Linked DNA regions of Homo sapiens: region 2 is linked to region 1. A link is a loop called in an ENCODE intact Hi-C map of the cell type or tissue named here. Cell type or tissue: stomach. All regions are shown on one strand. Each heading gives the region's core, and the rest is flanking DNA. Links, peaks and the distances in the headings are about the cores only. Region 1 overlaps LOC124900719 (a long non-coding RNA gene). Region 2 has its middle 30 kb from the start of SOWAHB.

Evidence for each region. Hi-C counts contacts between places; a loop is a spot of excess contacts. Peaks named below come from ENCODE experiments on the same cell type or tissue, not always from the same donor. Only the 100,000 strongest peaks of a DNase experiment are listed, where the experiment ranks them.
Region 2: it touches region 1 in a loop (1.9-fold over the local background); 1 of 110 quality-filtered maps calls a loop at or near these places.

Annotation. Positions count from the first base shown.
Region 1 is chr4:76,807,371-76,815,710 of GRCh38, reverse strand. LOC124900719 (a long non-coding RNA gene) reads left to right here. Exons shown (of 2, transcript XR_007058150.1): 2 at 3,482-3,783. Among named protein-coding and RNA genes, the nearest start is that of SHROOM3-AS1, 9.1 kb to the right of the region's middle. In stomach, for the core only: no CTCF peak of the experiment used is centred there; DNase peaks (open chromatin) are centred at 3,400 and 3,920; H3K27ac peaks cover 2,588 bases.
Region 2 is chr4:76,864,097-76,872,436 of GRCh38, reverse strand. No RefSeq gene overlaps it. Among named protein-coding and RNA genes, the nearest start is that of SOWAHB, 30 kb to the left of the region's middle. In stomach, for the core only: no CTCF peak of the experiment used is centred there; a DNase peak (open chromatin) is centred at 4,036; H3K27ac peaks cover 1,239 bases.

The DNA.
Region 1 (8,340 bases), core at 227-8,226:
GTTAAAATGTTCATACCACCCAAAGCAATTTACAGATTCAATGCAATCCTTATCAAAATACCAATGTCATTCTTCACAGAAATAGAAAAAATAATCTTAAAATTTCTATGAAACCACAGAATACCCAAAAGAGCCAAACCATCCTGAGCAAAAAGAATGAAAGTGGAAGAATTTCATTACCTGACTTCAAATTATACTACAGAGCTATTGTAACCAAAACAGCATGGTATTGGCGTAAAAACAGACACATATACCAGTGGAACGGAACAGATAACCTAGAAATAAATCCATACATCTATGGTGAACTCAATTTTGACAATGGTGCCAAGAACATACACTGGGGAGAAAATAGTCTCTTCAATAAATGGTGCTGGGGAAAGTGGATATTCATATGCAGAAGAATGAAACTAGACCCCTATCTCTCACCATATACAAAAATCAAATAAAAATGGATTAAAGACTTAAATCTAATACCTGAATCTATGAAACTACTAAAAGAAAACATTGGGGAAACTCTCCAGGAAATTGGTCTGAGCGAAGATATCTTGAGTAATAAAAAGCACAGGCCACCAAGGCAAAAATGGACAAATGGGAATATATCGAGTTAAAAAGCTTCTGCACAGCAAAGGAAATAATAAACAAAGTGAAGAGACAATCCACACAATAGGAGAAAATATTTGCAAACTATCCCTCTGACAAGGACTTATTAACCAGACTATATATGAAACTCAAACAGCTCTATAGGAAAAAAAACTAATAATCTAATTTTTAAAATGGACAAAAGATGTGAATAGATATTTCTCAAAAGAAGACATACAAATGACAAACAGGTATATGAAAAGTTGCTCAACATCATCAGTCATCAAAGAAATGGAAATCAAAACTACAATGAGATATCATCTCACCCTAGTTAGAATGGCTTATATCCAAAAGACGGGCAATAACAGATGCTGGCGAGGATGTGGAGAAAAAGGAACCCTCATGCACTGTTGGTGGCAATGTAAATTAGTATAATTGCTGTGGAGAACAAGTCAAAGGTTCCTTAAAAAACTAAAATAGAACTACACTATGATCCAGCAATTCCACTGCTAGGTATATATCCAAAATAAAGGAAATCAGGATATCAAAGGGACATCTGCACTCCCATGCTTACCGCCAGCACCACTCACAGTGGTCAAGATGTGGAAGCAACCTAAGTGTCCATCAATGGACAAATGGATAAAGAAATGTGGTACATATACACATTAGAGTACTATTTAGCCATTAAAAAACAAGGTCCTATCATTTGTAGCAACATGGATGGTCATTATATTAAGTAAAATAAACCAGGCACAGGAAAGACAAACTTCGTATGTTCTTACTTGTTTGTGGGAGCTAAAAATTAAAACAACTGAACTCAAGGCAATAGAGAGTAGAAGGTTAGTTACCAGAGGCTGGGATGAGTGGTCAGATGTAAGCGGGGAAGAGGGGATGGTTAATGGGTACACAAATGCAGTTTGAAAGCATGAATAAAATCTAGTATTTGATAGCAAAATGGGGTAATTACCGTAAACCATAATTTATTGCATACTTAAAAATAACTATAAGAGTATAATTGGAATGTTTGTAACACAAAGCAATGATATATGCTTGGGGTGATGGTTACCCCATTTACCCTGATGTGATTGTTATACAGTGTATGCCTAGATCAAAATATCTCATGTATCCCATAAATATATATACCTATGTACCCATAAACATTTAAAAAAATTACCTAAGAGACATAAATAGGCTGGCTCATGCTGTAATCCCATCACTTTGGAGGATTATTTTAGGCCAGGAGGAGTTTGAGACGAGCCTGGGCAACATAGTAAGACTCAGTCTGTTAAAAAAAAAAAAAAAAAAAAGACATACAGCATCCAGCTGAAAGCTTGTGTTTCCAAAGCTCCTCAATAGCTAGTTTCCTGGTTTTGTTTCTTTGAAAGTATCCGACAGCTATTCCAATGTTCCCTTTACATGAATAATATTCATTATAAAGAGCTACCGTTTATCAAGCACTTACTCGAGTAGATAATAATTGCATTAAGAGTGTCGTTTAATGCACTTTGGGAGGCCAACAGGGGTGGATCACTTGAGGCCAGGAGTTCGAGTCCAGCCTGGCCAACATGGTGAAACCCCCTGTCTACTAAAAATACAAAAATTAGCCAAGTGTAGTGGTGCATGCCTGTAGTCCCAGCTACTCAGGAGGCTGATGCAGGAGAATAGCTTGAACCCAGAAGCGGAGGTTGCACTGAGCCGAGATCACACTACTGCACTCCAGCCTGGGCAACAGAGGGAGACTCTTTCTCGAAAAAGAAAAACAAAAAGAAAAGAAAGAAAAGAGAAAAGAAGAGTCTCACTTAGTTTTTAACTTAGATAAGCAGATACAATTATGCCCATTTTACAGATGAGCAAACAGAGCCTCAGAGAAGTTAAAACAGACAACCTTAATTCACAAGTCAATAAGCCGCAGTTATAGGATTATAAACCAGGTTTGAGTGAATCTGGAGCTCCTGTCTTTAACCATTACAATTTATTGACTTACTAGCTTCTCCACTTTTCTTGTCTTTGTTGTTGTTGTTTTTTGTTTTGTTTTTTTGGGACAGGGTCTAGCTCTGTCACCTAGGCTGAAGTGCAGTGGCACAATCATGGCTCACGGCTCACTGGAGCCTCAACCTCGTGGGTTCAAGTGATCCTCCCACAGCAGCCTCATGAGTAGCTGGGTCTACAGGCCTGCCACTATGCCCAACTAATTAAAAAAACATTTTTTTTTGTAGAGACAGGGCCTCATGATGTTGCCCAGGCTGGTTGCAAACTCCTGGTCTCAAGTGATCCACCCACCTTGGCCTCTCAAAGTGCAGGGATTGCAGCTATGAGCCACTGTGCCTGGCCTGCTCTACTTTCCAATGCCACTTCTTTCTTTCCTCTTCCTCCTCTCCCTTCAATATCCCTTTTCCTACCAGTATCTTTAACTCTAAGCTTTGAAAGCATCTATTTTGGAAACTGCAAAGAAAATAAATCTGTTGGGATGCTCACCACAGACTTGGGGCAAGTCATTAGCGTGGGAAGGGGAAGTGGAGAGGGGGCACAGGGAAGTGAGGGGCTAACAGGTTGCAGGAACACACATCTGAGTGTGTTTGCTGCACCCCATCATCTTTCCCAGACAAGAGGTGACAGATCCATGGAACAGGCTTCCAGAAGAGGGGAGCTCCCCCTCAGCTTTTCAGCTTCTCATCCTCTGGATTCTTCTTTTTTGACAGTGATGTTTTCCACCCGAAATATTGTCTGGACTGCGGGTCGGCCGAAGGCGGGAGGGAAAAGGGGCCCAAACCGGAAAGGGGGGTGGGGGGAGGAAGAAGAAGCAAAAAAGAAAAGCAGCTGGAACTCGTCTCCTGGGGACCAGCCAAGGAGGCCCAGGCCCTGGGAAATCTGCTTGTCTCCTGCTAAGCAATCCCTCTCTCAGCTTCCTTTTCAGTCTGTGTGACCCCCGACTCAGACCATGTGTGGCAGCTCCCAACAGCAGGCACTGCAGATGTCCCAGCAGAGATGGAGACCCCCACTGGGAGAGGAGACCTGCTTCCAAGCTGTGAGGAGCCAGCTGCCAAAACTTACAGATGTCCTTCCAAGTGTCAATGTTGCAAATCAGAAAAAAAAAAAGTCCATGGGTATGCATGACTCCAGCCAGGAGGGCAGTGTGGCCAGCAGATATGTGGATTCTTAGTGACAGAAGGATAATAAAAGTACTGGACTTGATAGAAAGAGGAATTTTAAAACTTCAGCACTCTTATTTCTGCAGGATTCTGGTCTCCAGATTGCTCAGCAGAGGGTAGGCGCCCTCGTGGAGGGAAGGGAACCAGGAAATGAGTTTCATTGAATGAATGTGGGGGAGAGTGAAAGAATTCTCTACGGAGGGTCTTAAAACCATTCCGGGCTTGTTTTAAATTTAGAGAAAATTAAGTCATTCTGCAATCATTTTAGGGCTGTGCATGAGGTCAGGAGAAACTATTTTGGAAAATAGATTATATCATGTCACTTCTCTGCGTAAAACCACTGGGAACTTCCATTAGAATAATGGAAGCCAGGCAGAGCAGCATGCTCCTGATCCGAGCTACTCAGGATGCTGAAGGAGGAGAATCCCTCCCTTGAGCCTAGGAGTTTAAGACCAGCCTGGGCAACATAGCAAGACCCTTTATTTTTTATTTTTATTTTTTTTGAAGAGTGAGTCCCGAATGCCCCGCCACAACCTGCAGACCTTCCTGGCAGACCCTTGTCTATATTTCCCGCCTCATCTCCCATTCAGTAGACTCCCCACATGCTGGTCTTCTTTTGATCCTGCAAGCTCCAAACTCAGGCTCTTTATTGAACCCCTCAAAGGGAACCTGCTGTTCTCTTTTCCTAGAAAAGTGGTGTTCCTGGCCTTAGCTTACGAAAATGCTTTTCAAACTACAGATCATAACCCATTAGTGGGTGGTGAATTAATTTAGTGGGTCACAACTTACTTTTCTTTTTTTTTCGAGATGGAGTACCGCTCTGTCACCAGGCTGGAGTGCGGTGGCACCATCTTGGATCACTGCAACCTCTCTCTCCCAGGTTCAAGCCATTCTCCTGCCTCAGCCTCTCAAGTAGCTGGCATTACAAGCATGCACCACCATGCCCAGCTAATTTTTGTATTTTTAGTAGAGATGGGGTTTCACCATGTCAGGCTGGTCTCAAACTCCTGACCTCAAGGGACCTGCCCGCCTCAGCCTCCCAAAGTGCTGGGATTACAGGGATTACAGACGTAAGCCACTGCAACTGGCCCATAACTTATTTTTCTAAAAAAAAAATGTGTACATGTATATTCTGGATACTGTAAAATAAATTTCTTGCTAATGGGTCTTAGTTCATAAATGTTGACAGCCAGTGGCTTAGGAGTTGGTGGTGGATAATTCAGGCTTTGTTTTTTGTTTTTTGTTTTGAGACAAGGTCTCATTCTGTTGTGGAGTTCAGTAGCATGATCTCAGCTCACTGCAACCTTCACCTCCTGAGCTCAAGCAATCCTCCCACCTCAGCCTCCCAAGTAGCTGGGACTATAGGTACATGCCACCACAGCTGGATAATTTTTGTATTTTTTGTAGAGTCGGGGTTTTGCCATGTTGCCCAGGCTGGTCTTGAACTCCTGAGCTCAAGCAATCTGTCCACCTTAGCCTCCCAAAGTGCTGGGATTAAAGGCGTGAGCCACCACGCCAGGCCTTTTATTATTTTTTTCCCCTAATAGTGCAGAGGCACTATAACCAATGTTTGATAGAAGTGAATTGCACCTGGCCTCAAAGATCATTAACCAGCTTAACGAATTTTTGGTGTCCTATGTAGTGGAAGAAAAGAAGTGTGGGAGTTAACAAAATGAGCACAAATTCTTCCCTTCCCTGCTCTCTTGCCCTTGCAGTGTGATTGCAGCTCCACCTATCATGAGATGGACTTTATTTCTCGATCTCTGGAATCTGGGCCGAGCTTGTGACTTACTTTGATCAATGGAACAGGTAGCAAATATGACACAAGCAGAAACTTGAAAAGTCCTAGCACATTAGGGCTTGCCTACTCTTCCTACTCTTGAGAATCCCGTAACAACCACCTTATTTATAAGCCTCAGCAAGCCTGCTGGAGAACGAGTGACACGTGGCCCTGTTACCCCACTGCCCTAGCTGACAGCCAGCACCAACCACCAGACATGTGAGTGAGGCCATCCTAGGCTAAGTGCCCTCAGCTGACCCACTGATGAATTGCAAACACATGAGCAAACCCAGCTGGGATCAGCCAGGCCTGGCCCAGATCAGAAGAACCAGCCACTTGACCTGCAGACTTGTGAGTAACAATACGTGACTGTTGTTTTAAGCTACAAAGTTTCAGGATGGTTAGTTATTGCATCAAAAGCTAACTGATACAAGGAAAATGGGAATGGAAATGGAAGTTAAAAGAGGAAATAGATGAAGGCCAGGCACCCTGGCTCACACCTGTAATCCCAGCACTTTGGGAAGCGGAGGTGGGTGGATCACTTGAGGTCAGGAGTTCGAGACCCACCCTGGCCAACATGGCGAAACCCTGTCTCTACTAAAAATACGAAAAATAGCCGGGCATGGTGGCGCACACCTATAATCCCAGCTACTCAGGAGGCTGAGGCATGAGAATAGCTTGAACCCAGGAGGCGGAAGTTGCAGTGAGTCGAGATCATACCACTGCACTCCAGCCTGGATGACAGAGCAAGACTGACTCAAAAAAAGAAAAAAAAAAAAAAAGAAAAGATAAATGAAACAGATGTGAAAACGGAAGTTACAGTGAAATGAGAGGCTGTTGGCAATATTTATCCCTTCTCTCCAGGCCTACAGGGAGGCTGAATTCTTCGTCCTGCAGAACAGTAGGTCCATTCCTGAATCTCAGGGATGGTATTTCAAAGCCTAGCTCAATGTCTAACTTGTAGAATTATCCTCAGTAAATATTTGTTGAATAAATCAATGGCTTGGAGATAATTTCTTCCCTTTGAATTGTAAGATAAAGCTTGGAAATTGGCTAGCAGCTTCCAGTCTCCATGTTGTATACATTTGTGATTGACATAGTTTGGATATTTGTCCCCCCAAATCTCATGTTGAAATGCAATCCCCAGTGTTAGATGTGGGGCCTGATGGGAGGTGTTTGGGTCATGAAGGTAGATCCTGCATGGCTTGTCCTTGCAATAGTGAGTTCTCAGGAGATCTGGTTATGTAAAAGTGTGGCACCTCCCCCCATCACACTCCCACTCTCACCATGTGACACACCCATTCCTGCTTCACCTTCTCCCATGAGTAAATGCTCCCTGAGGCCTCCCCCGAAGCTGAGCAGATGCTGGTGCCATGCTCGTACAGCCTGCAGAAATTGAGCCAATTACACCTCTTTTCTTTATAAATTACCCAGCCTCAGGTATTCCTTTCTAGCAATGCAAGAATGGCCTAACACAGTGGTATTAATAGGAGCGTGGCTATGTATGGGATGCATGATTAAAAGTTCCACAGCAGGCACTGCTGTTTAGTCAACCCAATATCCTTTCCTAAACTCCCATTTCCTTGTCATGTTTTACTACAGAGGCTTGGAAAAGTTAATATTCCATTTTCCAGACTCCCTTGCAGCTAACAATGGCCAAATGATGAAGATCAATGAGATATAAATGAAAGTCTGCTGGAATGTTGCTGGAAAAAAATTTGCTTTTCTAATAAAAGCAGCTCTGGGGCTGGGCATGGTAGCTCACACCGGTAATCCCAGTGCTTTGGGAGGCAGAAGGAGGAGGATCACTTAAGGCCAGGAGTTTGAGACCAGCTTGTGCAACATAGTGAGTCCCCCGTCTTTATAAATACAAAAAAAATTAGCCAGGTGCGTGGTACACACCTCATACTTCTGGCTACTTGGGAAGCTGAGACAGGAGGATCACTTGAGCCCAGGAGTTTGAAATTGCAATGAGCTATGATTGCTTCGTTGCACTTCAGCCTGGGTAACAGAGTAAAACTCTGTCAAAAGAAAAAAGAGAAGAGAAGAGAGAAAAGACACTCTGGTTGGCATTGCCTACACTGCTCCTTTTCTACCTACTTTGAATGCAGATGTGATGCCTATAGCTGTTTGGATCAGCAGCAGCCATCCTTTGATGATAAGGGAAAGTCCAGAAAAATCACGGAGAACTTGGCTTTGATCATTGGGAATTCTGCAAAGTCTGCCGTGTCACATTTGCTGATTTCCCAATGGCTCAGAGTTAATATAGCAGAGGACCAAAGAAGGGTGTCGATACCAGGAAATGTGATTCACTGGAGCCATTAATATAACAATATACCACTACCTTCCTCAAGACACTTTATTTCCATCTGTTGAAAAATTGCTGTAGTATCCTCTTTTTATTAGAATAAGACATTGGACTTATCTGCCAAAAACTGTAACAAATACACAAATCTATGATGCCTAAAATGTGAACAGTACCTTCTCAGATGGCATTGTGGTGCAGTGCACAGCCTGCACAACCATACCTAGTGGCTGTAGTAAATCTTATCAGCCTACTTTAATTATGTGTTGAGGACTGGGTTCAAGTTTTATGTCTTTTTGGTGCTTCACACTTAATACCATGCCTACCATTTTATAAAAATGTGTCTTCTGTCACTTTCTATAAATTTCATTTATCTATAACAGAGCCCCTCTAAACAGTATTTATTACAGCGAGATCTCCAGACCACCTGCATAAAAATCACCTAAAGAACTTGATAAATGCAGATTCCTGGGCCCCACCCCAGACTTACTGGCCTAAAAGGTAAAGCTTCAACTTCTTAGCATGGT
Region 2 (8,340 bases), core at 295-8,294, 57 kb before region 1:
CTAAGCAAAAACCTCATCAGAGACATCCGTTTTAGTCATGTAGGCTTTCAAAAAGTTTTTATGTTATTTGCTTTGATGTTTATTATACCTTTTAAAATTATAAAGGTAATAAAATCACATTTAAAATTTAGAAAATAGAAAAAGGGGGGAAATTACGTGTTGTCCTGCTACATACCATAACATGGTTAGCATTTTGACATACAGTTAGGTGCCACGTAACATTTCAGTCAATGATGGACCACATATACAATGGTGATCCTACAGGGTTTTCATACCGTATTTTTACTGTACATTTTTCTTGTTTAGATATATAAATAGTTATCATTGTGTTACAATGTCTACAGTATACAGTGCAGTTCACATGCCATACAGGTTGTAGCTTAGGAGCAGTAGGCTATACCATATAGCCTAGGTGTGTGGTAGGCTATATCATCTAGTTTTGTGTAAGTACACTCTATTATGTTTGCACAATGAGGAAATAGCCTAATGGTGAATTTCTCCAAACACATTCTGGTCATTAAACAATGCATGACTGTATTTCTTACCATGGAATTTCCCCCATAGATTCAGGGTTACCCCCTCCTTTTTAAATCATTGCACAGTCACAGTATATTACGGTCTCTATTGCATTATTCTTTTTTTTTTTTTGAGATGGAATCTCACTCTATCACCCAGGCTGGAGTGCAGTGGCGTGATCTTGGCTCACTGCAACCTCTGCCTCCCAGGTTCAAGCGATTCTCCTGCCTCAGCCTCCTGAGTAGCTGGGATTACAGGCGTGTGCCACCATGCCTGGCTAATTTTTGTATTTTTAGTAGAGATGGGGTTTCACCATGTTGGTCAGGCTGGTCTCGAACTCCTGACCTTGTGATCCACACGCCTGGGCCTCCAAAAGTGCTAGGATTACAGGCGTGAGCCACTGCACCCAGCCTCTATTGCATTATTCTAACTTACTCTTAAACATTATCTTTTATGTCTGTAGAGTTTAGCTAGCCATTCCTCTATTTTCTGTTGATGAAGATTCTTTCTAATTTTTTATTATTTGTAAATATTCTGTCAGTATCTTCATGCATTAAAACATTTTCTGCATTTATGGTTATTTCCTTATGATTTTCAGAAGTGGAATTACTTGGTCAAAGAATAGCAGTTGTTTCTTTTTTTTATTCTTCCACTTTTAAGTTCAAAGGTACATGTGCAGGATGTGCAGGTTTGTTACATAGGTAAATGTGTGCCATGATGATTTGCTGCACAGATCATCCTGTCACCTAGGTATTAAGCTCAGCATCCATTAGCTATTATTCCTGATGCTCTCCCTCCTGCAACATGACCCCTCTGCCACACCCCAATGTGTGTTATTTCCCCCCATGTGTCCATGTGTTCTCATCATTCAGCTTCCACTTATGTGAAAACATGTGGTGTTTGGTTTTTTGTTCCTGCATTAGTTTGCTAAGGATCATGGCTTCCAGCTCCATCCATGTCCCCACAAAGGACATGATCTCATTCCTTTTTTATGGTTACATGGTATTCCATGGTGTATATGTACCACATTTTCTTTATCTGGTCTATTGTTGATGGGAATTGAGGATGATTCCATGTCTTTGCTATTGTGAATAGTGCTGCATTGAACATATGTATTCATATATCTTTATAATAGAATGATTTGTATTCTTTGGGTATATACCCAGTAATAGGATTGCTGGGTCAAATGGTATTTCTGCCTCTAGGTCTTTGAGGAATCACCACACTGTCTTCTACAATGGCCGAACTAATTTACCCTCACACCAACAGTGTAAAAGCATTACTTTTTCTCCACAACCTCACCAGCATCTGTTGTTTTTTGATTTTTTAATAATAGGCATTCTCACTTGTGTGAGATGGTATCTCATTGTGGTTTTGACTTGCAATTTGTCTAATGATCAATGATGTTGAACTTGTTTTCATATTTTGTTGGCCAAATGTATGACTTCTTTTGAGAGGTGTCTGTTCATGTCCTTTGCCTGCTTTTTAATGAGGTTGTTTGTTTTTTTCTTGTAAATTTGTTGAAGTTCTTTGTAGATTCTGAATATTAGGCCTCTGTTGGATGGATAGATTGCAAACATTTTCTCTCATTCTATAGGTTGTCCGTTCACTCTGATAATAGCTTCTTTTGCTGTGCAGAAGCTTTTTAGTTTAATTTGATATGGTTTGGCTGTGTCCCCACCCAAATCTCACCTTTAATTCTAATATTCCCCACGTGTCAAGGGCGGATCCAGGTGGAGATAATTGAATCATGGGGGTGGTTTCCCCCATACTCTTCTTGCAGTAGTGAATAACTCTCACGAGATCTGGTGGTTTTATAAATGGGAGTTCCCCTGCACAAGCTTTCTAGCCTGCTGCCATGAAAGCATGTCTTGCTTCCCCTTCACCTTCCATCACGATTGTGAGGCCTTCCCCAGCCATGTGGAACTGTGAGTCAATTAAACCTCTTTCCTTTATAATTACCCAGTCTTGGGTATGTCTTTATTAATGGCACGAGAACAGACTTCTTGGAGGCTTTGTTCATATTTTCTTATTCTTTTTTCTTTGTCTTTGTTGGATTGGGTTAATTCAAAGACCGTGTCTTCAAGCTCTGAATTTGTTTCTTCTACTTATTCAATTATATTGCTGAGACTTTCCAGAGTATTTTGCATTCCTAAAAGTGTGTCCAAAGTTTCCTGAATTTTTTTTGTTGATTTTTCTTTAAGCTATTGAATATTTCTTGATAATCCTTGACTATTTCTCCCCTCACTTCTTGTATCATGTTTTGGATTTCCTTGCACTGAGCTTTGCCTTTCTTTGGTTCCTCCCTGATTAGCTTAATAACTAACCTCCTGAATTCCTTTTTTTTTCTTTGAGACGGAGTCTCGCTTTGTCACCCAGGCTGGAGTGCAGTGGCATGATCTCAGCTCACTGCAAGCTCTGCCTCTCAGGTTCACACCATTCTTGTGTCTCAGCCTCCCGAGTAGTACAGCCGCCTGCCACTATGCCCAGCTAATTTTTTGTATTTTTCAGTAAAGATGGGGTTTCACTGTGTTAGCCAGGATGGTCTTGATCTCCTGACCTTGTGATCCACCCGCCTCGGCCTCCCAGAGTGCTGGGTTTTTTTGTTTGTTTTCTTTTCTTTTTCTTTCTTTCTTTTTTTTTTTTTTTGAGAAGGAGTCTCGCTCTGTCACCCAGGCTGGAGAGCAGTGGGGCGATCTTAGCTCATGGCAACCTCTGCCTCCCAGGTTCAAGCAATTCTCCTGCATCAGCCTCCTGAGTAGCTGAGATTACAGGTGTGCACCACTACATTGGGCTAATTTTTGTATTTTTAGTAGAGACAGGGTTTCGCCATGTTGGCCAGGCTGGTAACCTCCTGAATTATTTTTCAGGTAAATCAGGGATTTCTTCTTGGTTTGGATTCATTGCTGGTGAACTAGTGTGATTTGTGGGCGTCGGGGGAGGGCGCTGAAGAGCCTTGTTTTGTCATATTACCAGGGTTGGTTTCCTGGTTCCTTCTCATTTGGGTAGGCTCTGTCAGAGGGAAGGTCTAGGGCTGAAGGTTGTTGTTCAGATTCTTTTGTCCCATGGGGTGTTTCCTTGATGCAGTACTGTCTCCCTTTTCCTATGGATGTGACTTCCTGTGAGCCAAACTGCAGTGACTGTTGTCTCTCTTCTAGGTCTAGCCACCCAGCGAGTCTACGCGGCTCCAGGCTGGTACTGGGGGTTGTCTGCACAGAGTCCTGTGATGTGAACTGTCTATGGGTCTCACAGCCATAGATACCAGTGCCTGTTCCAGTGGAGGTGGTGGAGGCAATGGACTCAGTGAGGGTTCTTAACTTTGGTGGTTTAATGCTCTCTTTTCGTGCTGGTTGGCCTCCTGCCAGGAGGTGGCACTTTCCAGAGAGCATCAGCTGTGGTACTATAGTGAGGAACTGGTAGTGGGCGGGGCCCTAGAACTCCTAAGATTATATGCCCTTTGTCTTCCCCTACCAGGGTGGATAGGGAAGGACCATCAGGTGGGGGCGGGGCTAGGCATGTTCTGAGCTCAGACTCTCCTTGGGTGGGTCTTGCTGTGGCTGCTGTGGGGGATGGGGGTGAGATTGTCAACTCACTGGAGTTGTGTACCTGGGAGGATTATGGCTGCCTCTGCTGAGTCATGCAGGTTGTCAGGGAAGTGGGGGAAAGCCGGCAGTCACAGGCCTCACCCACCTCCCATGCAACCCGAAGGGCTGGTCTCACTCCCACCGCGTCCCCCTACCCCTCAAGAGCCCCCAGACCGTTTCCAGGTGGAGAGCAATATGGGCTTGAAAACGTGCCCCAGGCTATCCACCTCCCAGCTGCGAAAGAAAAGGGCTTAGTTCCTCCCCTGCCTGTGGAGTCTGCGCACCAGATTTGCATCCTACCCCGAGTTCAGGCTAGGAGGCTTCTCACCCCGTTCAAATTGTTACAAAGTTCAGCTATAGATTTGCTTCTCCCCGTGTAGTTTTACTCTATGCTTCTCTCCCGTAACCTGCGAGCTCCCAGGGCCTTTCTGCTGCTTCCTCTACCCCTGTATTTCACTCGGGTCTCCAAATTGACTTAGCTCCAGGTAAAGTCGGAAACTTCTGCAAACAGACCTTCACCTTCTCCAGTGGAGGTGTGTGTTCGGGAGAGGAGGGTCTCCCTTTCCCGCTTCCGCAATTAGGGCACTCACAGTTTTTTTGTTTTGTTTTGTTTTGGCGGGGGGTGCGGGGGTGGTCTCCTGGGTTCTGCAGGAGCAGTCCACTTCTGTCAGAGGGTCTGTGGTTTCTCTCAGTATTGCTGGTTTGTTCTTGCAGTTGATCTGGAGCTAAAATTCACAATGCAAGCTGCTGCCCACTGCTCTGTCCAGAGCTGCAATCTAGTCCTGCCTTCTGTCTGCTATGATCTCTCCAAAACCTCTTCTTTTATTTTATAATTTTTAGAGACAGTCTCGCTCTGTCACCCAGGCTTTAGTGCAGTGGCACGACCATAGCTCATTGCAGCTTCTAACTCCCGGGCTTATGTTGATTCTTTCTCATCTTTGTGGGCTTTTCTACCTATGGTCTTTGAGGTTGCTGACCTGAGTGGGATTTTTATGGGGTATTTTTGTTGCTGTTGTTGTTGTTGTCTTCTGTTTTTCTTTTAATAGACCACTCTACCAAAGGGCTGCTGTGGTTTGCTGGGGGTCCACTCCAGACACTAGTTGCTTTGGGTTTTCCCATACCTGGAGGTATCACCAGTGAAGGCTGGAAAACATCAAAAATGACAGCCAGCTTTTTCCTCAGGAAGCTCCATCCTGGGGGTTACTGACCTGTTGCCAGCCTGAATACACCTGTAGGAGGTGGCTGGAGACCCCTGTTGGGAAGTCTCGCCCAGTCAGGAGGAACGGGTTCAGGGACCCACTTAAAAACGTAGTCTGGATGCTTTTTGGTAGAGCAGGTGTGCTGCACTGGCGGGGACCCTTCCTCATCTGGATTGTCTGTGGTCTCCAAAACTGGAAGGCTGGAATGGCTGAGTCTACCGAACCACAGAGATGGCGGCTGCCCCTTCCTCCGGGAACCCGAATCTGTCTCAGGCAGATTTCAGCCTGTTGCTATTGGCTGGCTAGAATTCCAAGCCAGTGAGTCTTAACTTGTGAGATGTCATGGAAGTGAGGCCTGCAGAATGATGCTGCTTGGCTTCCTGGATCAGCCCCCTTCCTAGGGATATGTACGGATGGATTTCCCACCTTGCCAGCGATCCTGGGGCCAGAGTATGTAAAACTCCCGTGTCTGTGTGTATGCCTAAGTGGCTGCTCTGCGGAGGCTCCAGAGACTCTGAGCTCTGTGTATTGAACCCAAGACCAATACACAGCATGGGCTCATGAGGGGATCTCCTGACCTACAGGTTGCAAAGATCTGTGGGAGAAGTGTGGTTTCCCGGGCAGGGTCGCATAATCACTTACTGCTTCCTTTGGCTAGGGGTGGGGTTCCTTTGGCTCTGTCCTGCTTCCAGGTGGGCCATCGCCCACTCTCCTGCTTTTCTTCGTTCTCTGCAGGTCGAGTTGTTTGCCTAGTCAGTCCCAATGCAAGAGTATGGATATTTCATTTGAAGGTGTTGAATTCACTCACTGCTTTCGTTCCTCTCTGTGAGTGCCGCAGAAAGCAGCTGCTTCTGATTGGCCATCTTGGATCCTCCCAGCAATTGTTTCTTGAAACATTTGTACATATGAATATAATTTCAATCTTGGCGTAATAGATGGTCCCTAAATTTTATTATTAAACACTTAAAAAATCAGTCAATAAAATACTTAGTCATGAATATTAGTAATATACTTATGTATACACGTGTATGTATTCTCCAATGTTATTCTTCAATAACTCAATTCATTTATGTAGACTTTCATTAGTGGAAGAATCATGCAGCAAAGACTTTTGTTGCTTTGAGTAGAATAATGCGGTGATTCTTCAATCTAACATTCCTCACTGCATGCCTCCCAGATATCAGGATCTGTGCTAGAGAATGATACCCACATTACCTCTCAACAGAGCTCACAGACTAGGGAGAGAAAACCAAGGAAGACAAGATAATATGGTAAATGCTGGGATGGTATTCTCTACCTCAGATTTTAAGCATATCTAATTTAGAGGTAAGTGGTCAGGGAAGGCTTTTTAGAGGAAGTGATGTCTAAACTGGGATCTCAGGGGATGAATGCTCCAGACTAAGGAATGGCACATTCAAAATAGTTTAGGGGCCGATAAAAACATCCTAGAGGGGAAACAGTTGGGCAGCTTCTCCAAAAGCTAAATAGAGAGTTACCATAGGACCCAGCAACTCTACCGTTAGATATATAGCCAAATAATTGAAAACGTGTTCATGCAAAAATGTGTGCACGGATGTTCATGTCAGCATTATTAATGATATCCAAAAAAGTGGAAGTAACCCAAATGTCCACCAACTGATGAGTAGATAAACAAAATGTAGTATATCCATACAGTGGAAAATTATTCAGCCATAAAAAGGAATGCAGTGCTGATACATACCACAACATGGATGAACCTTGAAAACCTTATGCTAAGTCAAAGTTAGACACAAAAGGCCACATGCTGTATGATTCCATTTATATGAAATGTCCAGAACAAGTAAATCCAGAGAGATGGAGTAGATTAGTGGTTGCCTAGGGGAATAGGTAAAGGGAGGAATTGGGAGTGACTGCCAATGGGTATAGGGTTTCTTTATTTTTCTTTTTTCTTTCTTTCTTTTTTGTTTGTCTGGTTTTTGTTTGTTCTGAGACAGAGTCTAGCTCTGTTACCCAGGCTGGAGTGCAGTGGCACAGTCACAGCTCACTGTAGCCTCGACCTCCTGGGCTCAAGTGATCCTCCCTCCTCAGCCTCACGAGTAGCTGGGACTACAAACACACACCACTACACTTGGCTATTTTTTTCTTTTTTGTAGAGATAGGGTGTACCTATGTTGCCCAGGCTGGTCTCAAACTCCTGAAGTCAAGTCATCCCCCCACGTCAGCCTTCCAAAGAGCCGCGATTATAGCTGCAAGCTGCTGTGCCCTGCTGGTATAGGGTTTCTTTTTAAGGTGATAGAAATGTTCTGGAATTAGATAGGGATGGTGGTTGCACAACATTATAAGTTATACATTTAAAATGGTTGAAATGGTGAATTGTATCTAATTTTTTTAATTGCAAAAAAAGAAAAAACCTGAAGGCTAGAAAGAGCTCAGCCCTTTTGAGAAACTGAAAGAAGCTCTGAATTACAGGAAAGCCTGAAACAAAAAATGAAAGGGGAGTGGTCAGTTATGAACTGAAAAGGTAACAGGGCCAGTTCTCAAAGGTCCATAAAAACTACATTAGGGAGTTTGATTTTATCCTGAGAGCAAAGGGAAGCCAATGGAGAAGATTCAGTCAGTCTTTTAAAAATTAATTAATTAATTAATTTACTTTTTGATTCTGTCAGTCTTGACCTACCTTGAGGATGTGTGTTTTCCAGTGATCTTCTGATTACAAAGGAAGGGGACAGTGACAGGGAGGTTATTTTATTCAGGGATTGTCGATCGGTTCAGGACAATTGCTGACTGACCTGGTCATGCACAGAACTTAGGTTCTTTTTGGAAGATAACAGTAACTGCTCAAGAAGGTTAAGTAGGGAAACAGTTACCTACTTGCTTTCTTCCCAACTCAATCACCATACGTGGATAACTGGTTTTAATAAAAGTCAGTCTTAGATCAAATTTGCAACATATTTTTAAAAAGAAAAATTCATTTTTTTGAATATAGTTTATACAACTTGTTCTATAACAAGTAATGCGGTTCCCAGTTCTCCATTTTTTTTAGGTACTCAACCACGCCTTTC